Regions from separate parts of the Homo sapiens genome. Here region 2 is linked to region 1. A link is an interaction called in ENCODE POLR2A ChIA-PET data of the cell type or tissue named here. Cell type or tissue: CD4-positive, alpha-beta T cell. All regions are shown on one strand.

Region 1 (8,000 bases):
GATTCTCTTGTTCCTGTTCTACTGAGGATCCTCGAGGTGACCTATATTGTATAGAACCTGGATTGAGAGGCTGCTCACCCCACTGGGCACAATTATCATTTCAAAATGGAATTCCAAGGTCACGTGGTTAGCGTATGAAAGGCTCAGACACGGGCATTCATTGGTAAGTCAGCTGTGGCAGCAGCCGTCTCTGCACAAAACATTTCCCCCTTGAAAAATCTCACGCAAGTTCAAAATAGCTTTACACAATACTTGTGCTTCTCCCAGAGATGTTTTTTCTTTTTTTTTTTAATCCTTGACCTACTTTTTCTGTATGTGCAATACACCTAATGAGTAATAACGACTTCAGAGAGGGTAGCACCAGGGGAAACAAAACTGAATGAATGCCTTGAGAGAATGACTCGGGAGCCCTCAGACTCAACGGACTTTCTTCTCAGGGCAGAAACGAGGGCGTTCGTCTGAACTGTAGGTTTGCTGAAGATTCCTATGGCTGGACGATGCCCCGGCGAAATAGTCAGGATATGACAGAGGTGGCTAGCAGTGGGAGCCAGACAGAGGGACTGACACACACGTGCACACACTTGCACACACTCACACTCTCACGCACACACGTGTTCACAAACCCACCCTATCCCCACCCAAGCTAGACGGTGCTGTAAAGAGAATGCTTTGGGGTCTGGAACGTTCGCTGCCATCTAAAAATGCTCTTCTAAAACAGACTCTGTCAATGACGGGATCCGCACAGAAAGGGAACACGCTTCTCCGCCTCTGGAGTCATAAACCCAAACCCCAGAAGGCTCGGGGGAGGAGAGAAGTGGCCACAGACTTCACTCACACATCGCTCTCCAGTCTGTGCACAGCAAAAACAGCTGCTGCCTCAGCCCCTGAGTGTACGTCAGTCCCTTTGAATGGGAAATCAGAAAAGGTGTCCTTCTAAGCCGGAGATGGGATTCTTGAGAATTACATGAATAAGCGTCTCTTCTCTCGAAACCATCGGCCACTTTTCTTCAGCAAGATTTTTCCCCTAAGCAGGCCTCTGTGATGGAGGAAACACGCAGAGCTGCACTTGCTGAGTCTCTGTCAGGAGCAGGCACTGGGCTGGGGTGATTTCGAACCTCGCAGACGAGTTCAAATCCCACCTCCAGCAGTTGTGGGCTATGAAGTCTTGGGCAAGTCACCTTCTTGAGCCTTAATTTCCATGCCTGTTAAAAGATGATCATAACATCTGACTTCAGTATGGTGAGGGTTAATGATAACTGATATGAAGCCACTTCACACAGAGAATGCTCTCAATAAACGGTAGCTATGGTGATAAGCAAGGCATGGTCCCTGCATTGAGGAAGATGCAATTCGGTGGCCTTGAGGTCAACTCCAAGCCTGCTGGGATTGAGCTGGACCCTGAGGCTTCCTCAGCCCATGACTAGGACCAGGAAGCAAAGCTGTGTGTAGCAGGTGTGGCGGAATGATTGCATTTCAGCTCCAATTTCTCATACCCAATATTTCAGCAGGCAACTTGCTTGACTTTACCCTGCCCCCCTGGCTTTTGTTTGTCTGGAACCCTAAGCTTCTCAAAGGAGAGAGAGAGAGAGAGCGCACCTAGTTCTGGAAAAGAATAGGATAGAGGCTCTCATGAGGATAGACCCTCAGAGGAGAAACACTGTGTGTCCTTCGGGGTCTTGACCCCAGCCCTTGTGGCTGCCAGCATCATCTGAGGGCCCTGGTCCCCTGTGGCCTGGAAGCAGCAGAGTCCCCCCTGTAAAGGACCCCGTGCATGGGGAAAGGACCCCGTGCATGGGGATGAGCTCCTCAGAGGCAACTCCAGGACCTGAAGGCCTGTGGTCTCACCCCTATTTCCTGCCACTTCAAAAGCTGCCTGGTTCTTGTGCCACCCTGGGGGATGGAGGTTGGGGGGTTTGAATAGGGATGGAAAGTAAATATTAGGCCTCTAAGTCAGATTCAACTTGCTTATTCCCACACCTGTGCTCACCTCTGGGAGACACCAGGTTCTCTTCCTGACTGAGGGAGCTGAGTCCTCTGAGGGCTCCTGCCTCCCCCAGAGGGCTGTGAGGCATATGCGGACCTGGGCTCCCAAAGCTGGGCCAAGGAAAACGACCTCTTTCCATGCTTCAACGTCCTGGAAGCTCAGGGAAGTCAGGGCCTGTCTCCTGGCTCAGCAAACACAGCAGGTCTCATTCAAACAGAGCGAGACTACCCCTGCCGGCTGCCTGCCCACAGTGCTCCTGTGGTCGGTCCAAGGCTGCACTGACTCTAGCTTTGTCCTCTCCCCACTGCTGTGCCCATCCCTGACCCTCCTGGGCCAGCTTCAGGTCCCCAGAGCACACCCCTGCTGACCCCTGCTTCGGTGTTGGTACCACTGCAGAGCCAGCAGGCAGGAGGAGCCAACCGGTAGGGGAAATAGCAGGGCAAAGGAGGGAAGACGAGCTGGAACATTTGCCCTGGGGTCAGAGGTCTCCACGCAGACAAGTGCAGCTGGACTAGTTTGCTAGGGCTGCCATGACAGGGTGCCAGGCAGGGCAGCTTAAACAACATTTATTTCTCCCACAATTCTGGAGGCTGGAAGTTCAACAGCAAGGTGTCAGCAGGACTGGTTTCTTCTGAGGCCCCTCTCCTTGGCTCGTAGATGGCCATCTTCATGTTCTAATAGGGAGACCAGCCATACTATATTAGGGCCCACCCTTGTGACCCCATTTTACCTTAACCACCTCTTTCAGGACCCAATCTCCAAATACCGTCACCATCTGTGGGTACTGGGGGTTAGGACTTCACCATGTGAATTTGCTGGGGGACAACATTCAGCCCATAACAGGATCACTGACTGAAACCCTAAGGGGCTGCATGATTTTATTTTCCTCATAGAGAAAAAATCCAGGCCTTCTAGAAAGCTTGACCTTGTTTCTTTCCTTCTTGTTTTGTTCTGTTGTGTAATTAGGGAAAATACTAGAAAAAAAGGAAGGAGTCATATATATATATATATATATATATATATGTATATATACACACACACACATACACACACGCATGTGTTATCATTTTCATTCAATAAAAATATATTTTATTTATTTATTTATTTTATTTATTTATTTTTTGAGAGAGGTTCTGGCTCTGTCACCCAGGCTGGAGTGCAGTGGTGTGATCCTGGCTCACTGCATTCTCAGTCTCCTGAGCAGCTGGAACCACAGGCATGTACCACCACACCCAGCTCTTTTTTTTTTTTTTTTGCGGGTGGTGGGAGGAGAGAGAAGCTCTCACTGTTGCCTAGGCTGGTCTTGAACTCCTGTGCTCAAGTGGTACTCCTGCCACGGCTTCCCAAAGTGCTGGGATTACAGGCATGAACCACCGTGCCTGGTCTCAATGTGTTTTTAGTTGACTTAGAAGAGACCAAATAGCCCCAACCAGGCTGTTTTCCAACTACAAATGAGGATAGGCTCCTGCTAACTGACTCTCCTAGAGGTATCTTTTTTTTTTTTTTTTGGCCCACAGATCAGTGTCTTAACCCCACCCCCTCTGAGATCACCATTCCTTTCATAGGTTTAGCATTAGACCACCCACCACCCCTGCTCCCTTCCTCTCCTCTGTCCCTTCAGGAGGGGAGACCCCATCCCTCCCTGGGAGTTGGCCCATGTAAGGATAGCTGATCGCACCCCCAAGTGGGGTTAGACCATCACTTTGCTACCTCTTATCTCAGCATCAGATCAGCGCTTTCATCAGAATAGGGCCCTACTGTGTGCTCCATTTCCCAAACCCTCTCAGATACATTTGATCTTTGCACGTTTGATCTTTGTGTCTGCGGGAGGAGGAAGGAAGTGAACTTTTACTGAGCTTGCTCCACATTTTAGGCTTATTGTTAGTGGTTTTTGCATCTGTGGTTTCTTTAATCATCATGTCAACCTATGGCATGATTGTGTATCAGAAAAAAAAAAGTTATTATTCTGTGTAACCCTCAACTCAACCCCACCCCACTGATGTGCTGCAGAGGGTAGGGTGCAGTACCAGAGACGTCTGAATATTAATCTATAGAACACATTGATCTACAAGTCACGTTGATCTACAGAACAAAGGGCATGGAGAGCTCAGGAAGAAGAAAATATTTGAGAGTGTGGTGGGGGATGGTGGGGAGTGGAGAGAGAGCCGGTATCCTGTGGAATACAACTTTGAAGAGAGTTTTAGAAAGCCTTGCTGGGGATGTCTGGTGCATTCCGCTCCCTGCTTTGTTATAAAAGAGGATTTCTGACTTGCCTATTTGTGTTTCCTTGGGGGGTATCAGAGTTCAGGCATTGGGCTTGTTACACTCAGGTACAGTTGCTATGAGCACCATTTTATAAATGAGGAAACTGAGGCTCAGAGAGATGAAGTCATTGTTGGTCAGTGAAAGACCCACAGATTAACTTCCAGTTTGTCTAACTGCAGTCACCTGACTGGTTCTTCCTTTCCACAGCGCAGACAAAATCAGCTCACTGAGGCCACGGTATTGCAATAGAGAAAGAGTTTAAATGACGTGAGGCTGACCCACGTGGGAGAACTGGAGTTATTACTCAAATTAGTCTCTCCAAAAGCTTGGATATTAGGGTGTTTTGGATAATTTGGTGGGCAGGGGGCTAGGGAATGGCTGCTGCTGATTGGTTGGGGATGAAATCACAAGGGTGTGGAAAATGGTCCTCGTGCACTGAGTCTGCCTCTACATGGGAGCCACAAGACCTGTTGAGCCATGAGTCATGAGTCCTGGTGGGGTCAGTCTGAAAGATATCTCAAAAACCAATCTTCAGTTCTACAATAGCGATGTTATTTATAGGAGCAATTGGAAAAGTCACAAATCTTGTGACCTCTGGCCACATGACCCCTGAGCAGTAAGGGATTCTAGAAACTATGCCTGTCTTGTCAGAATTCAGGCCCCTCTCTCTCATAATCTTAACCTTGTGACCTTTCATTAGTTTTACAAAGGTGGTTTAGTTTGGGGAAGGGCTATTATCACCTTTGCTTTAAATGTAAACTATAAACTCAATTCCTCCCAAAGTTAGCTTGTCCTATGCCCAGGAATGACCAAGGACAGCTTGGAGATCAGAAGCAAGATGAAGTCAACTATATCAGATTTCCTACTGTCATAAATTTTGCAAAGGCCACAAAGGCCGTTTTGCAATGTAGTACATGGTCGACACTTCATTAATATTTATTTGAGCCCATTTACTTTTTCACATTTTGGCCAGTTAGGAAACAGAGGCATTACTGAGTATTTGGCATTCCCCAGGCCAACCAGCCTTCTGAAGTCCTTAGAGGTGAGAGGACCACCTCCTACTCTTGGCACTAACTGTGCTGTGCTTTGCACACAGAGTTTCATCAATTCCTGGCATCTCCATCCAACTCCCTCTTCTTAACTTGGTCTGGACTTTCTTAAGTCTCAGGAAGGATGTCATCCATTGATTTTACACTGTAGAATGCACACACAGTTACTCTGTGATTTTTCACATTTTCAAGTATTTCCCACTTGCTTTTTATCAACAATGATGTAATAAGACACACTTCTGTAAGTTCTGTTTCCAGGGAGAAGAATGGAAGCTTTGATTTCCTCTCTCAGCTTGACCAGAAAAAAACAGGTCCTAAAAGCCGGCATTCTTTAACTCCAGTGCTAATAATTCCCACTCCTTATTGTGTTTTTAAACCAAAGGGTCAGGTGAAAAAGTAAAGCAAAAATTGCCCCAGAAATCCAAAGAGGGTGGATCTCACATTCAGAGGCCTGCGGGGAACAAAGCCCTGCAGGGATAGACGGTGAGGCCTCCCGCACTGAAGGATGCCAGCTGGAGTCAATGCGGCTGAGTGCTGCACTTACCTCCCAGGGAACAGTGCTCTCCTGACCTTGAGCTCCTCCTTCCTCCCACAGGGGATGCCTGACGGAAGAGGGAGAAAGAAAACTGCTCAAGCAGGGCTCAGATTCTGTCACCTTCTAGCAGAGCTGGCTTAGGAAACAGCGAATTGTGAGCTATAATTTCAGGGATGCTTGGAAGACGCCCTCCCTCAAGCTAAATTATTTCTAGAATTTCCACCATCAACGTTTATTTCTTGGGTAGATGGATTATCTCCCATCAACGTGCAAATGTACCTTGAAAGTTATCACTTGTGCACAGGGAGAACTAATGGGTAGATGGAAGATTCTGGAACTAGACCTGTGTTCTTATCCTGGCTCTTCCATCTCCTACCTGAATGACCTTGTACCAGTACCTGACCTCTCTGAGCATGGGTGTGCTCATGTGACCCTGCCTCATAGAGGTAATGGACTTAAAACCACTTAGGCATAATGCATGCTGGATAAATACTGGCTGCATCCCATCCAATTTAATATGTTGTGTTATCATTTTCATTCAATTCCATGTAGTTTTAAATTTCCTTTGAGAACATTGTAATTCAGAGCCTAAACTCTGAGAGTTAGACTGTCAGGATTTAAATGCCACCACCTCTGCCACTTGCTAGCTGCAAGACCTTGGGCAAGTGAATTAATGGTTCTGTGCCTCAGTTTTCTTTTATGTAAAATGGAATCAAAATTATACCTCCCTCATAAGATTGTGGAGACCAATGACTTGATATAGATAAAGCACTTGGAACAGTGTGTGGCACTTACTACATGAGTATATATTATCTTTAAGCCATCAGTCATTGCCTCTTTCATGCGAATTACCTCATGAGCACATTTCCATTTTGATAGTTAAGCTAAGTGTTTTAAAGAAAACTACATTTTTTTTTTTAGCGTAAATGTTAAGTGGATAAATATTCCCTTGTTTCTTTTGGATTCTTTCCCCTTAGATGTCTTTGGTATATACATTCTCCTTCTCTTCCAATTCCCCAACCCCAAAACCAAAAAACTCCACTGTTGTTTACCTGTTAAAATGACTTACCCTATTAAGTTATAGAACCCAGCAGACATTCCCAAGACAAGATCAAGGTAGCTGGAAGACTACCTCAGAGACAAGCCAGCTACATGATATGTCCTGTACATCTTTAACTTAGCAGTGCCTAGAGGGTCAGAGCAGCAAATACTGCCCTCACTGGCCAGATGATGCTGAAGTGTCTAGGGGACTTGGGATCACTTCCATGTGTTCTTACCACTGTCCCCAAAGATGTGTCTGACTTGCGAAAAATGAAAAAAGCAGCCTGGCTACAAGCTTAGGGGGTCAGATTTGACCTAGTGTTATTTTTTTTCAAACAGTGCCCCTTGGCTCTCTGGGGTTCATGGGAGGAACTCTAAGGATTCTTGAAAATAAAGCCTAATTATTGAAAATAAAGTTCTATGACAGAACTCAGTGTCTCATTTCATTTTACCAGACCCTCCCCCAGCAACCAATCTATAAAATAGAGAAAATTTGTTATTGGCAGAGTCATACCCCCTCTTTTTCATCCCCCTGATGTGGGCAGGACAAGTCTTGGGGTGCCTGCTACTCCCATAGTCCTCTTCCCATGAGTTCCTCCCACTGTGGGCTGCCATGTTGGAACCATGATCATGTGACCACATGGCCACAGCTGATTGGACAGTGGATAGACAGCATGGCCAGTGCCTATTCTGCAGAATCACTCCTTGGGCAGTATGAATATGAAAGAGAGAGAGGCAACTGAGTGGTTGGTCATGGGAAAAGAAACTGAACCTCCATCAGAGAGAAGTAATACTCAGAAACTACGAGTTGGAGAATCTGTGAATAGGTAGAGGCTGTAACTAGCAGAGGTCAGGAGGTAGAGGAAAGAGAAAGAGTAGGTTGCAAGCAGTCATAGTTACAGGGACAGGAGGCAGGGATATTCTGGGCAGAAGCAGGCGGGTCCCCAGTGAGGGTCCAACCCTCAAGCCTGGAACCACAGCCCAAAGTGAGAACATGCATTCCTGTTTTCCTGCTCAAATGTTGCATTTTCCAAAACCACCCATGGCCTGCCCTGTCTCCCATCTTCTGTCCATAAAAACCCTAGGCTGCACTGTCAGAGAGGAGAAGAGGAGAAGTGCAGGACGT
Region 2 (8,000 bases), 63 kb before region 1:
ATGTGTTTTCTTGTTAAAATAGTTTATCTCAGACTGTTAACTAATTTTTTTTTTTTTTTGAGATGGAGCTTTTCTGTGTTGCTGAGGCTGGAGTGCAGTGGCACAATCTCAGCTCACTGCAACCTCCACCTCCCGGGTTCAAGCAATTCTCCTGCCTCAGCCTCCTGAGGAGCTGGGATTACAGACGTGCACCATCACGCCCATCTAATTTTTGTACTTTTAGCAGAGACGGAGTTTCATCATGTTGGCCGGGCTGGTCTCGAACTCCCAACCTCAAAACTCCTGATCCACCCGCCTCGGCTTCACAAAGTTTTGAGATTACAGGTGTGAGCTACCATGCCTGGCCTGTTAACTAATTTTGATTACTATAAGAAGACATTAAATTTATGGAAATATATAAGCATACACATAAATAAACTGTTAATAAACTCATTTTGTGGTTCATAAGTACGATCACGTATGTGAGATGTGCCCCCCTCAAATATCGTTAGGCTGTTGGCACATTACCCATATGACATGAAAAAACAACGTATCAAGATGTTTTGTGAGCCAGATCCTGTATTTCTCACTTAACAAACATTGATACTGAACAATTAGGAAATATTATTTTCTGATATTTGTGTTGAATGATGTATTACTTAGTGCTGGTTTGAATCTGAAATAAGAATCAGCATGGATTTCTTTTAGATTATGTTGTAAAATTTATTTTTGCTTTAATTCAAAGAATGACAAGCAACTTGGACCCATTTTATCAGAAGTATCTGTCTTAGATATTTGGATTCCACCCCCTCCTTTTTTTTTTTTTTTTTTTTAAATAGAGATGGAGTCTCCCTGTGTTACCCAGGCTGGTCTTGAGCTCCTGGGCTCAAGTAATCCTGCCATCTTCGACTCCCAAAATGTTGGGATTACAGGTGTGAGTCACTGCACCCCGCCCACATACACTAGAGCCAGCACTGCCAATAACATATTCCCTGGTGGTGTACTTTGAAAGTGTTTCATGGAATTGCAGGGTTGGAACAAATTTGGTCAGTCCTCTTACTTGGATGCTGGTTCCGTGGGGTTTGTAGGAGAGCTACCTTCTTAGATTTTGGTCTTGGTAGCTGACATGAGATCTTGAGGGAAGAGCAAAGGTGGAAAGTTCAATTCTGCATGTGCCTGAGAGCCTTAATGTGCACATTTACAAAGAAAAAAAGGTGGTGCATGAACAGGGGGCAGCGTCCACAGTGACAGATAAGAGCTTGAGTCCACTATGAAGCCCACACAGGATCTAATTCTAAATTATTAGCTGTGCCACTTCAATCAAAGTGTGAAAACTGCACCTCATAATTTTGTCTGCACACCAGATGAAGGCATTTAGTTCGAGCACAGCAAAAGCTCAGGTGCCTGTGGCATTGGCAAATGAGCCCTGATTAATTCTCGGAGACTTCCCTGTAATACTATTATCTTCTTTCTAATTCCTTTGGCACATTAGTGATACGACAGAGGTGTAAGACTTGGTGCTTAAGCACTGAGTTCCCCCAGTTCCACAGCAGGAACACAGCAGTGACCAGTGGGGGACACAAGGACACCTGGAAGCTGTCTTCTGTGCTTGGAGGGAAGGGTTGTGGGGAAAGGTTAAGCCGGTGCTAGGTAGCCACCCCCCCGCCCCCACTTTTTTTTTTTTTTTTTTGAGACAGGGTCTCCAGTTGCCCAGGCTGGAATGCAGTGGCATGATCTCATCTCACTGCAGCCTCAACTTCCCAAGTTCAAGCGATTCTCCCACCTCATCCTCCTGAGTAGCTGGGACTACAGGTGAGCACCACCATACCAGGCTAATTTTTTTTTTTTTTTTTTTTTTGTATTTTATGTTGAGACAGAGTTTCACCATGTTGCCTGCCTGGTCTCAAACTCCTGGGCTCAAGCGATCCACCCGCCTCAGCCTTCCAAAGTGCTGGGATTACAGTTGTGAGCCACTGTGCCCGGCTGGGGTAGCCCTTTCTTAAGTGATTGGTGGGAAATGGTTCCAGAAAATTGGGATAATAAATGATTGGGAATAGTGAAATTGATAGGATTGTATAATCAAATACTTCCTTCTTTTGTGGAGGAGAGAAAGGATGTGGATAGATGACATACACCTCCTTCATTGCACACCTAACTTCACCTTCTCACGCCCTGAGTCATTGCTTCTGCAGAGACCTACAGCTGAGCCGCTTCCTGGTGGTTCAGAAGGACTTCAGAAAGTTGCGCTGGGCTGGGCGAGGTGGCTGATGCCTGTAATCCCAGCACTTTGGGGGGCCAAGAGGGGCAGATCACCTGAGGATAGGAGTTTGAGACCAGCCTGGCCAACATGGTGAAACCCCAACTCTACTAAAAATACAAAAAATTAGCAGGGCATGGTGGCACAACGCCTGTAATCCCAGCTACTTGGGAGGCTGAGGCAGGAGAATCACTTAAACCCGGGAGGTGGAGGTTGCAGTGAGCCAAGCACACCACTGCACACTCCAGCCTAGGTGCCAGAGTGAGACTCTGTCTCAAAAAAAAAAAAAACAACAAAAAAAAAAAACAGTTCTGCTGGCTATGAAAGGCATCTATGAGAGAGATGGAAGGGCAATTTAGAAGGGTGTCCCTCTGTCATCAGGGAGGGCCAAAAGTTTTTTTTTTTTTTTTTTTGGCATTTATTACCTCCAGCTTTAAACTCAACCTTCTTATATAATCCCAAATATATATATATATATATATATATATTTTTTTTTTTTTGAGACGGAGTCTTGCTCTGTTGCCCAGGCTGGAGTGCAGTGGCGTGATCTTGGCTCACTGCAAACTCCGCCTCCTGGGTTCACACCATTCTCCTGCCTCAGCCTTCCGAGTAGCTGGGACTACAGGCGCCCTCCACCACGCCCCACTAATTTTTTTGTTGTTGTTGTATTTTTAGTAGAGATGGGGTTTCACCGTGTTAGCCAGGATGGTCTTGATCTCCTGACCTCGTGATCCACCAGTCTCGGCCTCCCAAAGTGCTGGGACTACAGGTGTGAGCCACCGCGCCCAGCCTATAATCCCAAATCTTGACCAACTACCTTTCAGGTATGGCAGGCAACAAGTGTTGTGACTGCAGCGCCTGCGTGAGAAACATGCTCCCATGAAAGGGGCCGGGTACAGTGACTCACACCTGTAATCCCAGCACCTTGGGAGGCCGAGGTGGGTGGATCACCTGAGGTCAGGAGTTCCAGGCCAGCCTGACCAACATGGTGAAACCCCATCTCTACTAAATACAAAAATTAGCTGGGCATGGTAGCGCCCTATAATTCCAGCTACTTGGGAGGCTGAGGCAGGAGAAGTGCTTGAACCTGGGAGGTGGAGATTGCAGCGAGCCAAGATTGCGCCACTGCACTCCAGCCTGGGCAACAAGAGTGAAATTTTGTCTCCAAAAAAAAAAAAAGAAAGTGCTTTTGTCCTGCTTACAGAAACCAGCTATTACTCACAGATATAACCTTAGAGACAGGTGGCTGTCAGTCTCAAGTGAAGATGTGCCTGTTTCCAAGTCCCCTCCCTCCCTCTCTGCTTTTGACCACATTCTCTACCCCATTCTTTGCTTCAGTAATCATCCGTCTTGATTTCCGCTTCTCCCTGGACATGGGGCCTTCAGGTAGTAACAGTGTTAGGGTCCTGTGGCAGAGAGTGCTGGTTGCCCACCAGTATCCAGGATTCTCCCCCTCTACTCCAGTGGCAATGGGACCCGCTGGAAGAGTAAACCCCGGCCTCTCTTGAGCTGTGGGTGGTTGGCTGGGAGTTCAGTTCTGGGCAAGCTGCTACTAGGAGGAACAGACAACTGTCATGTGCCCTTTGTGGGCTTAACCCCCTTCCTTCTACTTTCTGACGGAAGTGTGCATGCGACTGCAGCCTGCGTGGGCCGTGAGGTATTTATACATAGAGGCAAAGCAGTAAGGACAATATTCCCAAAGATGCTGTGGAGCCACTATATCCCAGCCCTTGACTGTCCTCTCTGGACTTCTGTCATTAGGAAAGACGTAACTTCCGTCTTGGTCTCTGTTAGTAGCAGCTGATGCATTTCCTGATAAAACCACCCGTCAAAGAAAACCTCAAACAAAACATTCATTCTAGCTTTCTACTGCCCGATGCTGAATTACTTGACATAACACAAGAGTACTCTGTATTCCCTGCCTCTAGCTGTCACCATTGCCTTTCAGTAACTTCATGGGCCCGGCTTTTGGACTTCCATTTCCAGCACTTGAGGAACACTAAAAAACCCACCTGATGATGACTCAAGCTGTTGGAGAAAACTTATTTTTAAATGTTATGTTCTTAACTGTTTCACTGAGTTGGTAAGAAAGGAAAACATTCTGAGAGGCCAAACACAAAGTGAAAGCAGAACTTCAGGAAGGTAAGGGGGCATTCAACTTTTCTCCCTAGGGATACAAACCAAATCTTAGTGATGCTGTGCTTCTATTAGGATGGACTTGTGGGGCCCAGGTGACAGGGGATTAGCGTGGGGAGTGCCTAAGTTGGGGGTCTGATTAGGAAGTCTCTGTGCAAACAGCTGGAATCCCAAAAGATTGCATTCAGTGTTAGGGGAAACTGGCACTAGCTGGAAGAGAACATAGTTGTCTCTGAGATGCCAACTACAAGCCTTCCCTCATGCAGGTTTGTAGTTCTAATTCTCATGCTACATCAGGTCTAAAATCCTCTCAAACCAGGTTCTCAAAGAGGCCCTAGGCTGGGCGCGGTGGTTCATGCCTGTAATCCTAGCACTTTGGGAGGCCGAGGAGGGTGGATCATCTGAGGTCAGGAGTTCCAGAACAGCCTGGCCAACATGGTGAAAACCTGTCTCTACTAAAAATATAAAATTAGCTGGGCGTGGTGGTGGGCGCCTGTAATCCCAGCTACTTGGGAGGCTGAAGCAGGAGAATCACTTGAACCTGGGAGGCAGAGGTTGCAGTCCAGCCTGGGCAACAAGAGCAAAACTCTGTCTAAAAAAAAAAAAAAAAAAAAAAAAAAAAGAGAAAGAAAGAAAGACATCCTAAGCTGGTAGTACCTCTTAGTTCACGGCCAAAGCAACTGCATATCTATGCTAGAGCACACCTTTGATTTAGCCTCAAATGCTCTCCACAGATAAAGCCCCAGCCGGGCACAGTAGCTCACGCCTGTAATCCCAGCACTTCGGGAGGCTGAGGCGGACGGATCACAAGGTCAGGAGATCAAGACCATCCTGGCTAACACGGTGAAACCCCGTTGCTACTAAAAAATACAAAAAATTAGCTGGGCGTGGTGGCGGGCACCTGTAATCCCAGCTACTTGGGAGGCTGAGGCAGGAGAATCACTTGAACCTGGGAGGCAGAGGTTGCAGTGAGCTGAGATTGCGCCATTGTACTCCATCTTGGGCAGCAAGAGCAAAACTCTGTCCCCCCTCCCCCCAAAAAAAGGCCGGGTGCGGTGGCTCACGCCTGTAATCCCAGCACTTTGGGAGGCCAAGGCGGGTGGATCACGAGGTCAGGAGATGGAGACCATCCCGGTTAACATGGTGAAACCCTGTCTCTACTAAAAATACAAAAAATTAGCCAGGCGTGGTGGCGGGCGCCTGTGGTCCCAACTGCTCCGGAGGCTGAGGTAGGAGAATGGCGTGAACCCGGGAGGCGGAGCTTGCAGTGAGCCGAGACTCCGTCTCAAAAAAAAAAAAAAAAGAAAAAGATGCCCTAAGCTGGTAGTACCTCTGAGCTCATAGCCAAAGCAACTGCGTATCTATGCTAGAACACACCTTTGATTTAGCCTCAAACTCTCTCCTAGAAGCTCCAAGAACATGAGCTTCTAGTAAAAATATCACAAACCCACAAAATCACAGGATGCCACAGATAAGGCATCCTGAATGAAAGCCAGCAGAAAACAGACAGCACAGCCAGACCTGCAAAGACAGGAGAGAGGAATTTTCAGACATAAAATATACGATGAATGTTTTTTATATGTTATATAAAAGTGTAAAAACGTATAAAAAAGTTTTTTATGTTATATAAAAGTGTAAAAAAAAAGAGTACCTTAGATAAAAATGAATTCCTTAAAAAAATAACTAACAGAACAGCGAATTAATGAACTAGAAAGCAGAGCCAATTCCCCCGAAGCACAGGGTCAAATGGGTGGGACAAATTTTAAATGTTACATTTAAAATCTGTGATCCTGGCTGGGTGTGGTGGCTCACGCCTGTAATCCCAGCACTTTGAGAGGCTGAGGCAGGCAGATCACTTGAAGTCAGGAGTTTGAGACCAGCCTGGCCAACATGGTGAAAGCCTGTCTCTACTAAAAATACAAAAATTAGCCAGGTGTGGTGCACACCTGTAGTCCCAGCTACTCTGGAGGCTGAGGCAGGAGAATCACTTGAACCTGGAAGGTGGAGGTTGCAGTGAGCTGAGATAGTCACGCCACTGCACTCCAGCCTGGGCACGGAACGAGATTCCATCTCAAAAAAAAAAAAAAATGTGGTCTTGTGTTAATTTGCTAAGAAAAAAGATGTGGAAGACTGAGGTTTTCTTGCATGTCTCAGATAAACTTTAGGAGAGAACTGGAAGTAGAAAGTATTTGAAAAGATAAAGACATTTTCCAGAATTGATGCAAGCCACCAATTCACAGATTTGGAAACTTACACACATCCCAAGTGAGTTAAATAAAATAAATCCATACCTCCATATATATTGAAGCTGCAGGATATCAGGCAGTGACAAAAGTCAGACCACCTATGAGATAGTAACGATGAGGCTTACTGACTTCCCAACAGCAGGAAGGAAAGCCAGAAGACAGTGGAATAGTGTCATCAATGGCTTAAGGGAAAAAGCAGCTCTTAACCCAAAGTTGTTTATAGCCAGTGAAGCTGTATTGTAGGGATGAACTAGAATGAACTAGGTGAAATAGACATTTCAGACATAGAATAGATGTGTTTGTCACCAATGGACACTCACTAAAGGAAAGTTAAGGAATTTGCTGCCAAGAGTGGTGGCTCACACCTGTAATCTCAGCACTTTGGGAGGCCGAGGTGGGCAGATCACCTGAGGTCAGGAGTTCCCAAGAGCAGCCTGGCCAACCTGGTGAAACCTCATCTCCACTAAAAGTACAAAAATTAGCCGGATGTGGTGGTGGGCACCTGTAATCCCAGCTACTTGCAAGGCTGAGGCAGGAGAATCGCTTGAACCCGGGAGGCGGAGGTTGCAGTGAGCTGAGATCGTGCCACTGCACTCCAGCCTGGGAGACAAGAATGAAGTTCCGTCCAAAAAAAAAAAGGGAATTTGCTTTGTGCAGAAAGATGATGAGCTGATGTAAGGTCTAAGGTTCAAGAAAGCATGTTGGCCAAAAAAGGGGAATGGAAATCTTAATGAACATTGACTTCACATAGTAATGCAAAGTCTGTCTTCTTTGGGACATAAAGAACAAAATACAACTAAAAAACAGGACAAAAGAGTACACAAGCTGAAGGAGGATAAACTGGAGTTCAAGCATTCTTAGACCTTTACAAAGTATTCAAGAGTTTGGCAAACTTATGCATGTTAAAAATATTTTTTTCAAGGTAACAGTAAAAGAAAAAAAATTGAGTGTATAACTTTGAAAGTAATGGGGGAAAAAATCTCAGTTAATTCAAAAGAAGACCAGATGGAAGAATAAAAAGAAACAGAAAAGCAGGTCTTAGAAAGTCCAAAATAAGATTTTAGAAGGAAATCTAAAACAGTAATCACAGTAAACATAAATAGATAACACTCTTAATAGTCTTACCATACGATCCAGCAATCATGCTCCTAGGTATTTACCCAACTACTTGAAAACTTAAGTTCACACAAAACCTGCACACAAATGTTTATAGCATCTTTATTCATTATCGCTCAAAACTGGAAACAATCAAAACATTCATCAATAGATGAATGTATAAACACACTGTGGTATATCAGGACAATGGTATCTGCTTCAAAAGGAAATGCGCTATCAAACCACACACACACACACAAAACGGATGCTAAGTGAAATGAGCCAGT

Evidence for each region. ChIA-PET counts read pairs that join two places held together with the same protein. Peaks named below come from ENCODE experiments on the same cell type or tissue, not always from the same donor. Only the 100,000 strongest peaks of a DNase experiment are listed, where the experiment ranks them.
Region 2: POLR2A ChIA-PET joins it to region 1 with 10 read pairs; 5 of 35 experiments call an interaction of 5 or more read pairs at or near these places.

The regions. Positions count from the first base shown.
Region 1 is chr2:100,640,400-100,648,399 of GRCh38, forward strand. LOC107985814 (a long non-coding RNA gene) reads right to left here. Exons shown (of 4, transcript XR_001739199.1): 3 at 5,843-5,900; 4 at 1-1,202. Among named protein-coding and RNA genes, the nearest start is that of LINC01868, 36 kb to the right of the region's middle. RefSeq lists enhancers at 1,891-2,391, 2,392-2,892. In CD4-positive, alpha-beta T cell, no CTCF peak of the experiment used is centred here; DNase peaks (open chromatin) are centred at 302, 3,232 and 3,832; H3K4me3 peaks cover 741 bases.
Region 2 is chr2:100,577,041-100,585,040 of GRCh38, forward strand. It overlaps the pseudogene LOC124906187. Among named protein-coding and RNA genes, the nearest start is that of PDCL3, 18 kb to the left of the region's middle. In CD4-positive, alpha-beta T cell, no CTCF peak of the experiment used is centred here; a DNase peak (open chromatin) is centred at 3,971; H3K4me3 peaks cover 1,024 bases; H3K27ac peaks cover 1,761 bases.